Regions from separate parts of the Homo sapiens genome. Here region 2 is linked to region 1. The links are chromatin loops, found by intact Hi-C in ENCODE. Cell type or tissue: heart left ventricle. All regions are shown on one strand.

Evidence for each region. Hi-C counts contacts between places; a loop is a spot of excess contacts. Peaks named below come from ENCODE experiments on the same cell type or tissue, not always from the same donor. Only the 100,000 strongest peaks of a DNase experiment are listed, where the experiment ranks them.
Region 2: it touches region 1 in a loop (4-fold over the local background); 10 of 110 quality-filtered maps call a loop at or near these places.

The regions. Positions count from the first base shown.
Region 1 is chr14:89,546,053-89,554,052 of GRCh38, forward strand. It overlaps a transcript of FOXN3 not described here. Among named protein-coding and RNA genes, the nearest start is that of FOXN3-AS2, 26 kb to the right of the region's middle. In heart left ventricle, no CTCF peak of the experiment used is centred here; no DNase peak of the experiment used is centred here; H3K27ac peaks cover 804 bases.
Region 2 is chr14:89,597,989-89,605,988 of GRCh38, forward strand. It overlaps a transcript of FOXN3 not described here. Among named protein-coding and RNA genes, the nearest start is that of FOXN3-AS2, 26 kb to the left of the region's middle. In heart left ventricle, no CTCF peak of the experiment used is centred here; no DNase peak of the experiment used is centred here; H3K27ac peaks cover 955 bases.

The sequences.
Region 1 (8,000 bases):
GTAAACATAACCCCTGAAAAATTAAAACTTTTTAGGTTTCTGGATAATCTGTGCTATCTGATCAAACTGTTAGCTCCAAGATGTAGAAAGAAGAACCTATGGTATGAATATTAAGTCAGCCAAACAGCTTTACCCTTTGTATGGGAGTGCTTTTTGCTTCCTGTAAATAGCCTAGTAAATGGTTGTTTTACAGAGAATTATTCAGTAAGGAGAAGCCATGGAAAAATTAAGAGGAAATGATTTTTTCCCAATAGCTTCTTTTCTTTTTTCCTTTTTCTTTTTTTTTTTTTTTTTTTGAGATGGAGTCTCGCTCTGTCACCAGGCTGGAGTGTGGTGGCGCAATCTCGGCTCGCTGCAAGCTCCGCCTCCCGGGTTCAAGTGATTCTCCTGCCTCAGCCTCCCAAGTAGCTGGGACTACAGGCGCCTGCCACCACGCCCGGCTAATTTTTTGTATTTTTAGTAGAGACGGGGTTTCACCATGTTGGCCAGGATGGTCTCAATCTCTTGACCTCGTGATCCACCCACCTCGGCCTCCCAAAGTGCTGGGATTACAGGTGTGAGCCACTGCACCCGGCCCCAATAGCTTCTTTTCTTAAAATAATTTTTTATATTATAAAAGCAAACCAAATTTCCTGTATAACCTTTGCCCTTTTCACATATATGTATATACATACACATTTTTATATACACATATGCATACACATACGCATACACATACACACATATACATAGGCAAACATTCATATATACACACAGAGTCTCGCTCTGTCAGCCAGTCTGGAGTGCAGTGGCGTGATCCTGGCTCACTGCAACCTCCGCCTCCCAGGTTCAGGCAATTCTCCTGCCTCAGCCTCCCAGATAGCTGGAATTACAAAGCACCTGCCACCACACCTGGCTAATTTTTGTATTTTTAGTAGAGACGGGGTTTCACCATGTTGGCCAGGCTGGTCTCGAACTCCTGACCTTAAGCGATCCACCCGCCGCAGCCTCCCAAAGTGCTGGGATTACAGGCGAGAGTCACCACACCAGCCCTGACACTAGGTAATTTATAAAGAACAGAGGCTGGGCAAGGTGGCTCACGCCTGTAATCAGATTGCTGATGGGAATGTGAAATTGGATAACCACAGTCACTGTATGTTTTGTGCTTCTATAACAGAATACCAGACACTAGGTTATTTATTTATTTATTTATTTATTTATTTATTTATTTATTTATTTTTGAGACATAGTTTTGCTCTGTTGCCCAGGCTGGAGTGCAGTGGCACAATCTTGGCTCACTGCAACCTCTGCCTCCCAGGTTCAAGCGATTCTCCTGCCTCAGTCTCCCAAGTAGCTGGGGCTACAGGCACGTGCCACCATGCGTGGCTAATTGTTTTTTTGTTTGTTTGTTTGTTGTTTGTTTTTTGTGGGGTTTTTTGTATTTTTAGTAGAGATGGGGTTTCACCATGTTGGCCAGGCTCGTCTCGAACTCCTGACCTCAAGCAATTGTTAATTGTTGATTTCCACTAGAATTTTCACATTGCCTGATGAGTATGCCACATTGCTTCTTTCAGATTTATTGATAATAGCATCCCATTTGTTTCCTATCTAGAAATTATCATTTGTAACCAATTATTTGTTACCTCCTAGTTTGCCCATCTCCCCAACGGACTGTGAGCTACCACAGGTAGATACTATTTCTATCTTACCCTCCATTGCATCCCCACTGACCAGCACCAAGGCTGGTGTGAATGTTTGTTGAATGATCACTGCCTGAATTAACTGATTATTTAAATAATGCCTAACTGAAGTTCTAGCTTAGTTGAGGGTCTTCGAAATAAAGCTGGTGATTTAGCAATTTGCCAGGAGATTTTGCTTCACAGAAACGCTTGCAACCCATAATTCTGAAGCTAGTTATCTCCTCTAGGAAATCTCAGGAAGCCAGTCTCTAACCCTAGGAGAGAAAGTAGGAGGTGGAAGGGGGAACTGGCAAAGGGAAAATACTTTCTCTTGTTCAAAGACAGCATTCAACACTGGACACACCTCTGTTCAATTATTCACGATAGAACACTTGAGTTGAAATAAAAAATATCTATGTGTTTTTAAACACAGCTTTGGGACAAGAAACACCCCATTCACTTAGAGTAAAAATTACCTTTCACTTGCTTACTCCTGCCTGCGCTTTCTCTCCCTCCCACCCTTAATCTCTGCCCTACATATTTCCAAGATTTTCTCAGACGGTATTTTATATCATTTCCTAATTATTCCTCACATGTATATTTATGTTTGTCAGAATATATGCATGTATGCGGCTAGGCTACATATACGGTTATAAAGATGTGCACATATCACAGCATTACTTATTTATTTACTCTTGCTAATATAGCAGGGTAACAGAGACGGAAAAATCAAAGCGGTAGATAATTTAAAAATTATTCATATTTGACTCTAGGACACCAACAATTTACTTAAACACTAGACTTCTATTCTTAATTCCATTTAGCTTAGGCTATTAAGACTAATTTATGTTTCAAAGGCATACACTAACTAATCGTATGGGATAATGTATGTAAAAGTATTCTATAATTAGAACCTTAATGTAAATGTAAGTTATTACCATAATAATGATGACTTTTCTTTTCAATTTATATATATGTATGTATGTATGTATATATGCCTATATATTACAAGATCTAGGTAGCCTAACACAATTGTTTTCAAATACCTGCTCACAGCCAATACTGGTCAGTGACAAAGTTTTCAAAATGAGAAATATCAGAACAAGGTATTCAGTTTTTTATAATGTGCCGGGCGCGGTGGCTCACGCCTGTAATCCCAGCACTTTTGGAGGCCAAGGCAGGTGGATCACCTAAGGTCAGGAGTTCGAGACCAGCCTGATCAATATGGTGAAACCCTGTCTCTACTGAAAATACAAAAATTAGCCAGGCGTAGTGGCCGGTGCTTGTAATCCCAGCTACTCGGGAGGCTGAGACAGGAGAATTGCTTGAACCTGGGAGGCGGAGGTTGTAGTGAGCTGAGATCATGCCACTGCACTCCAGCCTTGGCGACAGAGTGAGACTCCATCTAAAAAAAAAAAAAAGAATTTTATAATGTTAAATGTATTATATTTTTAAATGCTCTTTATTCTGAAATTAAATTCTTACTCATGTGTTGTTTGAAAGGCCTTTTGTTTTATGAAACTATAGTGATAACAAATGGTAATTTTTAAAGTCCTTATCTGTAAAAAAAAAAAAAAAAAGAACATTTTCTTTTGAAATGTTAACTAATCCATGGAATTGAAGAATCTGTTAAAAGCTAATTCAGGCAACAAAAACACCAACGCCTGTCCATGGTCTATTTGAGAAAAGAAAGCAAGGCTCCTCTTAGCCTTCAACAATCCCAATTACAACGACATTCGAAAACATCCGGAAAGACGCATCCTCTGAGCAGAGCCCTCTCTGGCCCCAGGCACTCCAGCACCTAGTGGCTTGTGTGAGCTCACTTCCTACTCCCCAATATCCCCCAAAACAGAAGCACCACTTAAGAACAAACCCCAAATCTTATACTAGTCCAAGGTGGGGGCGGGGTGAGGGAGGAATTGAATCCAATTTATTATTGGCAAAGAGACTTCAACGTTTCCATCTGATGGTTCAAACATCCATAACAGAATCGGTATTTCTTTTCAGATTCAAGGCATGGCCAAGTCGCACAGGCTCACTTCAGGGTCCAGTTTTCATCTTGGAGGCTGCAACCCAAGCGAGCTCCCTGCCCTTTGATCTGGATGGAGCCAGTGTTACAAATATGCTTGTATTAAGCTATCTCCAGTCTGCCTGAGGGCATCAGCCTGGAATGCAAGGATGGGAGTTTCAGACTGTGAGGTTCCCAAGTCTTCATTCACATTACATTTCTTTCTGGCAGGCCGGCTAATGCTCCTTCAGTGCGATGCCTGTGAGCCATGGTAATGCATGCGGCATCACAAGCAGGACTAGAGAGTTTTGCCTCCATCCTCCAGGCCAAGAATTCAGATGAAGAACAGGAGAACTACAAGCAAACACCAGTACTCTAAATTACACCTTTATCATGCAGCTGGCAGGCACTGACTGAGCACCCATGAGCTCCAAACACCATGCTATGAGACACAAAGGAAGCTCTGTGGTCTTTGGCCATCAAAACATCCATGTTCCGCCACCCATCTCTGGGGTAAATGAATCCTTACGTGGACCCCATCCCCTTCCATTCTGAGGCCTTATCCTCCTAGACTTGACAGGGCAGGTCTTCATTTTCCAAATCAAAATGTATAAAAAACTTGTTATAGCTGGAAGACATTCTGCGTGAAATAATGTACAGTGCACAGCAAACACTTCCAGTAGCACTGCCAGCCCTTCCCCATTTCCTGGACAATCTACTGAAAAATCTTCCACTCATTCTTTCATAGGCTGAGGGTGTCTGCTGGGCCAAATTGTCTGCCGGTGACAGAGAGAAACCAACAGACTCTGCATCGCCCAGGGATAAAACTGAAAAAGAGAGACAGATGCCCTTGACAAACAGCACACTCTGCACTACACCTGTGTGACTTGTCACCAAGAGATGTCCAACAGTGGATGATCAGAGATGGGGAGAAAGCAGCTCACTTATTTTTCACCAGCTCATACCACATCAGTCATAATCCAAAACAAAAATCAAGAACTCCTGAGTCCTCGGGCGACTGCTTCATGCAAACACAGAAATGGTATAACTGTGACCACTGTTTTTTGACTCTTCCCCAGAAGTAAAGGTACTGATTTTAATACCATGCTTGCTGGACATCCATCATCCAAAACACAATGCAATCATTGTAAGACGGAGAGAGCGAGAGACTCTTTTCTGTGGGGGTAGGGGCAGGCAAACTAGAGCCTCTGCAGACACGCAGGGAAGAAACAGTCTTCTACTTCTTGTTGGAATAATGGTGGGACGCACACACGAATGTTTCTGGCTCGCCTTAAAAGAAAGAAACTCTTTCAGAGAGCAGAGCCCTTAAACATCTTATCAGCCTTTGAAGTTACGCACAATGACATCCTTTGGTTCCTTGCCCGGGATAGAGGTTTAAGCTTTAAGACTCCATTTACTTACCAAGAATTGTAGAAATGTTTTCACTGCAGCAGAAGGCAAAAGAGCTGACTTAGTAAGCAGCAAGTGATAGGATGGTGAGGTGGAGGACAACATCCTTTACACGGGGCACCCGACTGTGCTATGGGGCTCAAGAGCTGTGGGTCTAACTTTCTGGGGTTAATTTCCTTGATTTCCTGTCTTCTGCACAATCAGATCAGTTTTGTGAGACTAAAGCCAAAATCCTAGAAGCAGAATAGGTTCTGATCCATCCACTATCCCTTCAACCCGTCCCTGGTCCAACCTGTCTTACTAACTAACACTTCTCCTTCCTCCCAACACCACTAGATCACTACAACCCATCTCACAGCCCCGACAAAAAAGGTCACAGCACTCAGCTCCCTCCAAGGTACAGAGTTCACAGTGCTGGTATCTTTTCCCATGAGAAGCCAGGAAAGGAGAGGGCCATGTGCCAGCTGCTGCCCCACACAGTCCTCTAGGGCTTCTGGACGAGTGTGTAGTCCCCTCGCGGCAGGTCCTGTACATCTGGTGGACCACTCTATCTCTGCACAGTGTGTCTCCAGCCAGCACAGTGTCCAGTATGTAGCAGGTACTCATGACACGCTTGTGGAACAAAGGCCTGGTTGCCCCCACCCCTACCGTTCCTCTTTCCTTTCTGCTAGATACTCATCTAGGGGTAACTCTATTTTTAGGGCCTCACCCATGACTAAATCCCAGACATCAGAACTGCTTCCCAGAGCTGTTTGGTCTGTTTTTGTTTTAATCTCACGCCACAGCAAAAATTCTCATGCAACACCCCCAAAAGCTGGGAACCCAGAGATTCTAGGAACCTAGTACTAGTCACCTAAGAAAAGGTAAGAATATCACATGCTGCTGTTATCATGGTCTGATGATCTCCGGAAAATTAATTACTGAATTGGAGCCAAACACTTGAAGGAAAACAGAAGGAAATCTGTTGCCTTGAGATTTATCTTTCTTCTTCAAAGAAAAGCGCACGGTTGCTTCCATAGTACATGATGTTAAGACAGGACTTGGGCCAGTCATTGTAAAGAGCATCTGAAAAATCACTCCGAATTGTGTGTTCAGTTGTTTTGTGAAGGATATAACTATTTGTTTACTGAAGTGGGGCCAGAAAAATTCTGTGAAAATATCAGCCAAACTCAAGTCTCTACCAGCAAATACGAGCATGCAGTTCACATATGTGTCACCGTCACGTGTATTATCTCTGACTTATACATAAGAATAATGTGTAAATAAGCTGAACCCATTCAAACAACCAAATGATTTTAGTTCGCAATAGAAGCATAAACATGACCCTTGGTTTAAATGAGGTTTTTACTCTAAATTGTCTATGTACACAATAAAACAAACTCCTTGCAGGGGCCTGGAGGGTGTCTCCACATGGTTGTGTGAATTCTCCTAATTAAAAGTGTTGGGGAGGCTGGGCACAGTGGCTCACACCTGTAATCCCAACACTTTGGGAGGCCGAGGCAGGCAGATCACCTGAGGTTGGGAGTTTGAGACCAGCCTGGCAAACATGCCAAAACCCCGTCTCTACTAAAAATACAAAAGTTAGCTGAGCGTGGTGGCATGTGCCTGTAATCCCAGCTACTATGGAGGCTGAGACAGGAGAATCGCTTGAACCCAGGAGACGGAGGTCACACTGGGCGGAGGCTGCAGTGGGTGGAGGTTGCAGTGAGCCAAGATCGCACCACAACACTCCAGCCTGGGTAAAAGAGCGAGACTCCGTCTCCAAAAAGCAAAAAGTGATGGTGAGTCAACATGAAGGGACTCTTTCAAACACCCCATTTGGCAGGTGTTTATGGTGGGCCTCTATGAGAAAATTGTCAAGACACTTTGGGAGGTCAAGGCAGGAGGATCCCTTGAGCTCAGGAGTTCAAGGCAAGCCTGTGCAAAATGGCGAAACCTCGTCTCTACAAAAAATACAAAAGTTAGCTGGGCATGGTGGCGTGTGCCTGTGGTCCCAGCTACTAGGGAGGCTGAAGTGGAAGGATCACTTGAGACCAGGCAGTTGAGAATGCAGTAAGCAGTGATGTCGCCACTGCATTCTAGGCTGGGCAACAGAACGAGACCCTGTCCCAAAAAAAAAAAAAAAAAAAAAAAGACAATTGTCAAGAAATTATTTCTGGTGTGGGGGGCTACATTTGGCCTCATAGCCAAGAAGCCACACAGTTCCCCATAATTACATAATGAGGACAGTCTGGTAGGGAAAGACTATAAAGTAGTGCTTGTGGGTTAATTGAGTTAAAAGATGAGCCTAAAGGAACCCTTTACTCAAATAACATGAAAGTGAAAAAAAAAAAAAGGGTAAAATAGATTTAGAAAGCAAAACTCAGGAGGTAAAAATGACCAAATACTAACTTTTAATTCCTGATGAAGCAGGAAGGCAGAACTTGAGTCACATCTCAAGATGTCTGACACCCCAATTAGGATCCTCAGCCCCTTGAACAGCTATGTAATTACCCTGGAGATGAATTCCCCCGGCAGCCCCACAAGTCTTTCCAGCCAACTCCATCGCTCATCCGGAAGTCAGGGAAAGGGAATATCTAGGTGAGGTTTGATGATCACAACTACTCAAGGATTACTCAGATCTCAGAAATAAAGACTGGCAGATCAAGGGGAAAGCGCAGTCAGGACTTTTTGGTTCATCAGAACGGTGAAAATAAAATCACTTTTTGCAGTTGTAAGGAGTCAACACAGGTTAGTTTTCCAGAGCCTAAATAGTAAAAGGAAAATAGCTTTACCCTAACAAACAAGAAGGCATACGAAAGTCAAGCAAGACAGAGGGTAGAAAGAAAAAAAAGATACTAATTCCACTAAACGTGACTTTCTTCTTCGTTTTTTTTGTTTTGTTTTTTTATTAGACGGAGTCCCGCTCTGTCGCTCAGGCTGGA
Region 2 (8,000 bases), 52 kb after region 1:
ATTTTTCATCTTTGTTTGAATTTCTTAAGTATTATTATTCTATTTTCCCTCTTTCTTAGCTTGTTATTTATACATTCTGTCATCATTCTTTTAAAGATTATCTAAACTTTAAAACATGCATCCTTAACTTATCAATGACAACACAACTTCGTTATCACTTCCTGTACACTACAAGGAACTTAGAATGATTTAACTTCATTAACTTCTTTGGATTTATGTTCTACTTTTACCATGTATGTTATTCCCTACATATTTTAAACTCCACAAAACATAATAATTATTATTTTATAAAGTCAATATTTATTTATATTTAACCATTGAATTCTTATTTCTATTGCTCTTCACTCCTTACATTTCTGAGCCTTGATCGGGGATAATTTTCCTTCTGTCCCAAGGATACTCTTTACTGAATACTTCCTTTAGTATAGATCTGTTCATGATTTTTAAAATTATTTATTCATTTATTTTTATTTTTTAATGGAGACAAGGTCTCACTATGTTGTCCAGAGTGGTCTCAAACTCCTGGGCTCAAGTGATCCTCTCACGTCAGCCTCCCAACATGCTGGGATTACAGGCATGAGCCGCCATGCTCAGCCTCATGATAAGTTTTTAATATCTTTAACTCTTCTTCATTTTTGAAAAATCTGGTAGATAGAATTTATAGTTAATAGTTGTTTTCTTTCAGCAATTTGAAGATAGCATTCCACTTCCTTCTGACATCTATTGTTCCAGTTCAAAAGTCAGTTGTCAGTCTTATTTTTCCTTTAAAGATAAGAGGTACCCACTCCCCAACCATGATGCTTTTCAGCTTTTCTCTTTTTCTTTTATAAATGTTACCATGTTGTCCCTATGTTGTTCTCGTTAGCTTTGTTATCAGAAATTTTACTATGTTGAATCTTTGTACTTATCCTGCTTGGTGCCCTAGGGCTTCTGGATTCTGTGGCTTTGTGTGATTTGTTAGTTTTAGAACTATCTCAGCTATTTTTTTCCAATTATTTTTTATGTCCCACTTTCTCTCTCCTCTCCTGCTGAACCTCCAGTTACACATATATTAGGCCTTTCCACCATATTTAATATGTCTTTCACAATCTGATATTTATTTTCCATCTAAAAGCCTCAAAATGCTTTATTGTTGATATTTTCTTCTGCTTTATCTTCTGGTTCACTAACTCTCTCCTCAATTGCATCTACTCTATTGAACCAATTCATTTGGTTTTTTTAAAGCTTAATTTTTAAAGTACAATTTACACAGCATAAAATTCACCCATTGTAAGTACACATTCAATGGTTTTAGTCATTAATTCATTTATGCAACCATAACCATCACCACAATCCAATCTTACAGCATTTCCATCACCCAAAAAAGTTCACTCATTTAGATTTTAACTGCAGTAATTGTATTTTTCAGTTCCAGAAGGTCCATTTGGTCTTATTTACAATTTTCAGTTCTCTGGCAGAGTTTTCAATCTTATCTTTTAATCCTTGAAACATATTAATCACAGTTATGGTAGGGACCATATTTGATTATCTATTATCTGGATCTCTTGTAGGTATATCCAATTTGTTTATTTTTTATTGTTTTTTTTAATCATATCTGGTCTTCTCATGTGATGTGTCTATTATTTCTACTGACTGACAGATATAGTACATGAAAAACTACAGTGATAACCTGAGTTTCTGGGAAAAGCATCTTCCTCCAAAGAGAATTTTTATTCTGGCTTCAGGCAGACATCTAGGCTAGGGGCACTAATCTGAAATTATTTGAGTTTTGGCTTCACTACCTATGTTTTATTTCTGATTCACCTAGACTCAGGGTTCTCAATGAAAGCCTAGGTTGTTTACTAGGGCTTCTGCCTTTTCACAGGACCTAAATACAATTACCACACCCTCAAGCCCATGAACTTGTTGAAAGCTCTGCTAAGTTTCTTAATCTTTTAGCCTCTACTTTTTGAACTGAAATTTTTCTCAAGAAGATAAAACTCAAAAGCAGAGTTCACCTCTCTGAGTTTTCTACCACTTCTTACTCACCCCACCAACCCAGATCTTGGTTCTGCAATTCCCCATTGCCCTGATGGCTCTCCAATTTTTCCAAACTGACTTTTTTTCTTTTTAATTTTGAGCAGCTTTTCTCAGCAGAAGAGTTAAACAGAACAAACCTGATCTACTATTGCTAAATATATGCACTACCACTGTAAGTTAGGTGACCATAATTTATCAAACCAGGATGTTCTTGAAAATGAAAGTAGACACTACTAGTGATTACAAGGGGGTAGTAAGCATAAAACAAAACTGTCACAAACATGTCAGACTGTATGGTCATCCTAATAATAATGCATGGAGTGAATGAATTCTCTTAACAATCCAGAGGGATCAGAAAGGGCTCATTTCAACACCACATTTCAAAAGAAACAATTGAGACAGATTAATCTGATGCCCCATGGAAATTCCACTGTTGTTTGTAGGGCCCCTTCTAATCTCCTTTAGGGATTTAGCTTTTTCTCCAAATTTTTATTTTGGCAAATAAAATATAAATTTTCTCCAAATTTTTATTTTGCCTAAACAAAAATAAATTAATTTAAAAGTCACATTGGCCACGTCGAAGATATGGAGGTCTGGTCTCTTCCCTTTATGGTGACTGAATTATTTGGTTTTCAGGATAGAAGTAAACCCTTACTCATTGTGGGAAGAGACTACTCAGTGGCTCATTGCATTAACAGAGGAAGTTAACTATTACAGCCTGCCAGTTCCTGGACCCTATATACTATTAATGCCCTTGGCTGAGACTTGGTGCATTTGTGTAGTTTTGGAAACTCCTTCAAGCAAGAGAGAAATTTTTCTGAAAAAATAGAGAAACCTTAGACTTGAAAAGAAAGTGAGTACAATTTGCAAGAAGAGCACTGCACCATATTCCCTTTTCTATTTTATTAGAAATGCTGTATCTTGCTTTCATTTAGCAGAAATTCTATGCCTTATTCCATGAAGCAAACAACATAATAAGTAAAGGGCTTGCTCTGTCTTGGCTTCTGAGAGAGCTAGATTTGCCTCCTGGGTCATCTTCTTAAGTGAACTCCTTTGGGCTGGAGAGCTGTTCTCTGATTAATGCCAGAGCCAAGCCCAGGGAGATGCTCAATCAGATAAAATAGCGTTGATGCCTAATTATAGACTCACCATGTCTTGTATTTTGCAGCCTGACCCTTCCTGGAATTTTGACGATGCTATTCAGGATACCACTTCCTATTCATAATCTGCATATTTAAGATGGCTTGATTCAAAACAATGTTTTGGATACAAACATTCCAACATTTTTCCAAAACACAGGCTTTATCAGCATATAAAGTAATTTGCCACATGCATTGTGTTTGCATCCTAGCAAGTGGATAATAGATTAGAGTTACTAAAACGTCAGTGTGTTTTCCCATCCATAGTACACTGCAAAGGACTCAATGAAAGGAAAACAAAATATGATTCCACAATTTAACTTAGGTCCATATGCCATTGTCATTTAAGACCAAAAACAACAGAAAATAAAAATGAGGCATTGAAAACACTGAACCTAGCAACAAAGCAATTAGTTAAACTCAGGTACAGGGTGATATTGAGGCCAATAACCTAGGGTCTGTTTCAGCTGAGATTATCTATGGCCCTGGGGAATATTCAAGAGCTAAATTCCTCTGCTTGTTGATATGCTCAACACTGGCCTGGAGACAGGTCAGCCTTCTTATGGGAGGCCTAAAACCAAAGGAAAAATGAGTGCAAGGTTTTTTGTTTTTGTTTTTTTTTCCTGCTTCTCCCTTGTTTGTCTACACTCCATCTAATCCTCTCTGGGGCAGGGTCTTATCTCCCTACATCCAGCCCCTCAATAGTACTAGCACTCGTAGACCTCAACAAATATTTCCAGGTAGAGTAAATGAATTTTCACAACAATCCAGATGGAGCAGAAAGGGCTCATTTCAAGATAACATATCAGAAATAACTGAGACAGACTAATCTGATGTCCCATGGATATTCTACTATTGTTTGTAGGGTCCCTTCTAATCCCCTTCAGGGATTTAGCTTTTTCCCCACATTTTTATTTTGGCAACTTTCAAACCTAAAGAAAACCTGAGCCTGGTCAACATGGAGAAAGCCCATCTCCACAAAAAATACAAAAATTAGCTGGGCATGGTGGTGCACACCTGTGGTCCCAGCTATTTGGGAGGCTGAAGTGAGAGAATCACTTAAGCTTGAGAGGTAGAGGTTGCGGTAAGCCGAGATCACACCACTGCACTCCAGCCTGGGTGACAGAGCAAGACTTTGTGTCAAAAAAAAAAACACATGCGAAAGAAAAAGAAGAAAACCTGAAGGAATAATACAATGAGTAAGAGGCAGACCATAAATATGGTCTGCATCCCTAAATATGTCAGCAGGTATCTCCCTAGAACAAGAACATTTTCAGGCATTCAGAGGCTTAATTTTTTTAAAGCACACTGTGCATTCAAAACTGAGTGGTAGGTGACATTTTTTTCTTTTTTTTCTTTTTTTCTTTTGAGATGGAGTCTCGCTCTGTCGCCCAGGCTGGAGTGCAGTGGCGCGATCTCGGCTCACTGCAACCTCCGCCCCCCGAGTTCAAGTGATTCTCCTGCCTCAGCCTCCCGAGTAGCTGGGATTATAGGCACCTGCCACCACACCTGGCTAATTTTTTGTATTTTTAGTAGAGACGGGGTTTCACCATCTTGGCCAGGCTGGTCTTGAACACCTGACCTTGTGATCCACCTGCCTCGGCCTCCCAAAGTGCTGGGATTACAGGTGTGAGCCACTGCGCCTGGCAGGTGACATTTTCAAAAGTCCAGCACAACATTCACACCTCAAGGAATGTATTATACAGTTGGTGACTTAGATTATACAAACATAAAATGATTTGGGGTAATTAAATCCTAAGGTTGATAGTGCTCTTTATAAGTAAAATAAGAGCTCAGAGAAGTGAAAAGTAAGGGTGGAATGAAGTTTCCGAGAGGAAATATGTGGCAGAGATGGACCAGCTGTTCATCAAACCTGTTTCTTCTTCTTCCTGGGCAAACACCTAGACCACCTTCCCAGCAATCCCCCTTGCAGTCAGATGTGGCCACCTTACCAAGTTCTAGCTAATGGAAAGGGAAAAAAAAACAAATTGAGCCACATCTGGGCCTAGCCAATAAAAACCAGCCACTCATGAGCCTCCACATGCTTTTCCTTTTTTGCTATTATGATCCAAATAAGCACTGTGACCTTGGAGCCATGGGTTGAAAATGACAGAGTCCTAAAATGCCAAGTAGTTGGCTTGCTAAAACCTTAAAGAGTGGTATCCACTAATCGGGTCACCCATTTTGGGTATGTAAGAAACAATTTCTATTGTTTTGATTCATGGCACCATTTTGGTTTTGTTAAAGAAGCTAGCATTACCTCAACTAATATGTTGGAACTTAAAATACCCCTGAATACCTGCAGAAGGAAGTGGTAACTTGAAAATAAGGATTATGCTTTTTTCTCTACTGCTTTCTGCACATATGATCTGTACCGTAGTTGGCCAAAGGCATTCATGTGTTTCGGGATATATTAATATTATTAAAGAAGGAACACAAAGAGAAAGCAGGATGTAAGTTTCTTTTCTGGTAGTAATGGCAGAGTAAGTACCTGTCCAATCCTCCAACTGAAAACAACCAAAAATGCTGGACAAAATATTTCCTCAAAAATTGTTTGAAACATATTCATGAGCTCACACAAAAAAATAAGGCACATTCAGAACAGAGGGCTTATATTAGTTTTCACCTTGAAGGCATTTAACAAACTGGGAGAACCTGAGCTTCTGTTTTTACAACTTAGCAAGACACAGGGGAAAGCAGATAAACTTGGTGACATTTACAAAGGCCCACCAAGATAGAGTGTATAATAAGAGGCATCCAGCTACAGAGAGGACTTTAAACTGCCTGTCTCAAAAATAAGTGCTAAGTAGAAAGGGAAAAGTCTTTACTAAAAATGTGTAACCACAAGGTAATCCTCACAGGGGTTTACAGGACAAACTGATTACCTGTTTTGTCCCCAAAACCTCAAGTTGAGAATTTTAAGTCCTTGCTTTGCAGGTTGATAATGATCCTAGGAACCTGACAAAAACAAATGCAAATTCTGGAGAAACTCACTTTCAACTCCAACCCACTGATAAAGAATTCCCACTAATAGAGTTTCCAAAAACAAAGCAAAACAAAACACACACACACACACACACACACACACACACACGTGCGCGCACACACACGCGCGCGCACACACACAGAGAGAGAGAGAGAGAGAAACAAAGCACCATGAACAACAACCAGTGAAAACAATAGAGAGGAGAACCCGGCCAACAAAGACTTCAAACTTTAAAATTAGACACAAAACATAAAATATTGTTTAAATAAATAAAAGGGAACGAGTATATAAGAATCGAGCTAGATCAGATAGATTAGACACAGGAAACCAGAGGGAAAAAACTGAGTAAATTATCTAGACTGCAGCACATAGAAATATAGAAATAGAAAAGATGACAGAGAAGCTAAAACATGGAAAAGACAGAACAAAGGTATAACATATGCTTAATCTCAAACCTGGAATTAGAGAGAAAGAGTACAGAGCAGGAATAGCAGCCTGAGAATCTTCCAGTTCTGATGAGAAAGCCAATCCACAAAATTATAAAGCCCCAAACCCCCAAACAAAATAAACACATACAAATAAGTTGACATCTGAACACTTTATGATAAAATTGCCAAACACCAAAAACAAAGAAAATATCTTAAAAAACAGTCGTAAAGTACTCTTGGAGAAAGAATACCTTCAACACAAATGGCAATGAGACTTAGCATTGATTTATCAGCAGTGGAAGTCAGAAAACAATTGAGCATCTTTAATATGCTGAGAGAAAATAACCATAACTTTATACCTGGCAAAAATATATTGTATACCTAGCAAGATTCCATTTTAAGAACAAGGGGGAAATGGACATTTTTCCAGTGAACAATAGCTTAAAGAGTTTTCCATCGATTTATCCTCACTAAATGAAACCTAAGAGAAGTGATGAAGGGGGTGGGTTGGGGGAAGGAATTATAAGCAAAAAATGTAGTAAACACATGGGTAAATCTTAACAAACATTTCTGGTTTAAAATGATAATATGTAATCTGTGAGATTAAAAAAAAACACAAAAAAAACAAGATAAAACTAAAACACTGGGCAAAAACGAAACCTAAATTGGTAGAGCAGTGATTGGAGTTAAGTGGTCTAAGGTCCTTGCATTGTTTGAGAGGAGAGGAAAGATGCTAATTGGCTTTAGGCTTTGATAAGTATGCATGTTAAAATTTCTAAAGAACCACTAGAAAAGGATCTAGAAATAAAATATCTAGAGGACCACTAAATGAATCATATAGAGAATAAAACTTCCAAACTACTATAGAATACATAAAATAAGACAAAAGAATTCAAAAGAAAGCAAGAAATAAAGAAAAAGAAATATGGAAGAGGCAGGAAAAATGGAAAAAAATGAAGAAATAAATTAGAATATACATGTAATTACAATAAATATAAATGCATTATGTATTTCAGTTAAAAGACAATTATTTTCAGACTGCACAAAAACAATATCCAGCTACATTTGTACATGTCATATATAAAAATGCAGCTTAAATATTAGAACATGAAGAGTTATTTATATTAGAAAAAATATATTATGTTTTTGTTAACATATTAGAAATGAAAACTTCAAAAGTAATTAACTAAGCTGTCAGAAAAATACAAGTTTTATACTCTATTAAACACAAAAGTGTAAGAAGAATAAAGATACAAACAGAAATTAAAAAGAGGCTGAACGCAGTAGCTCACACTTGTAATACCAGCACTTTGAGAGACTAACGCAGGAGGATTCCTTGAGCCCAGGAGTTCAAGACCAGGCTGGGCAATATAGCAAGACCCCATCTCTACTAAAAAGTAAAAAAACTGGCCAGGTGTGGTAGTGCCC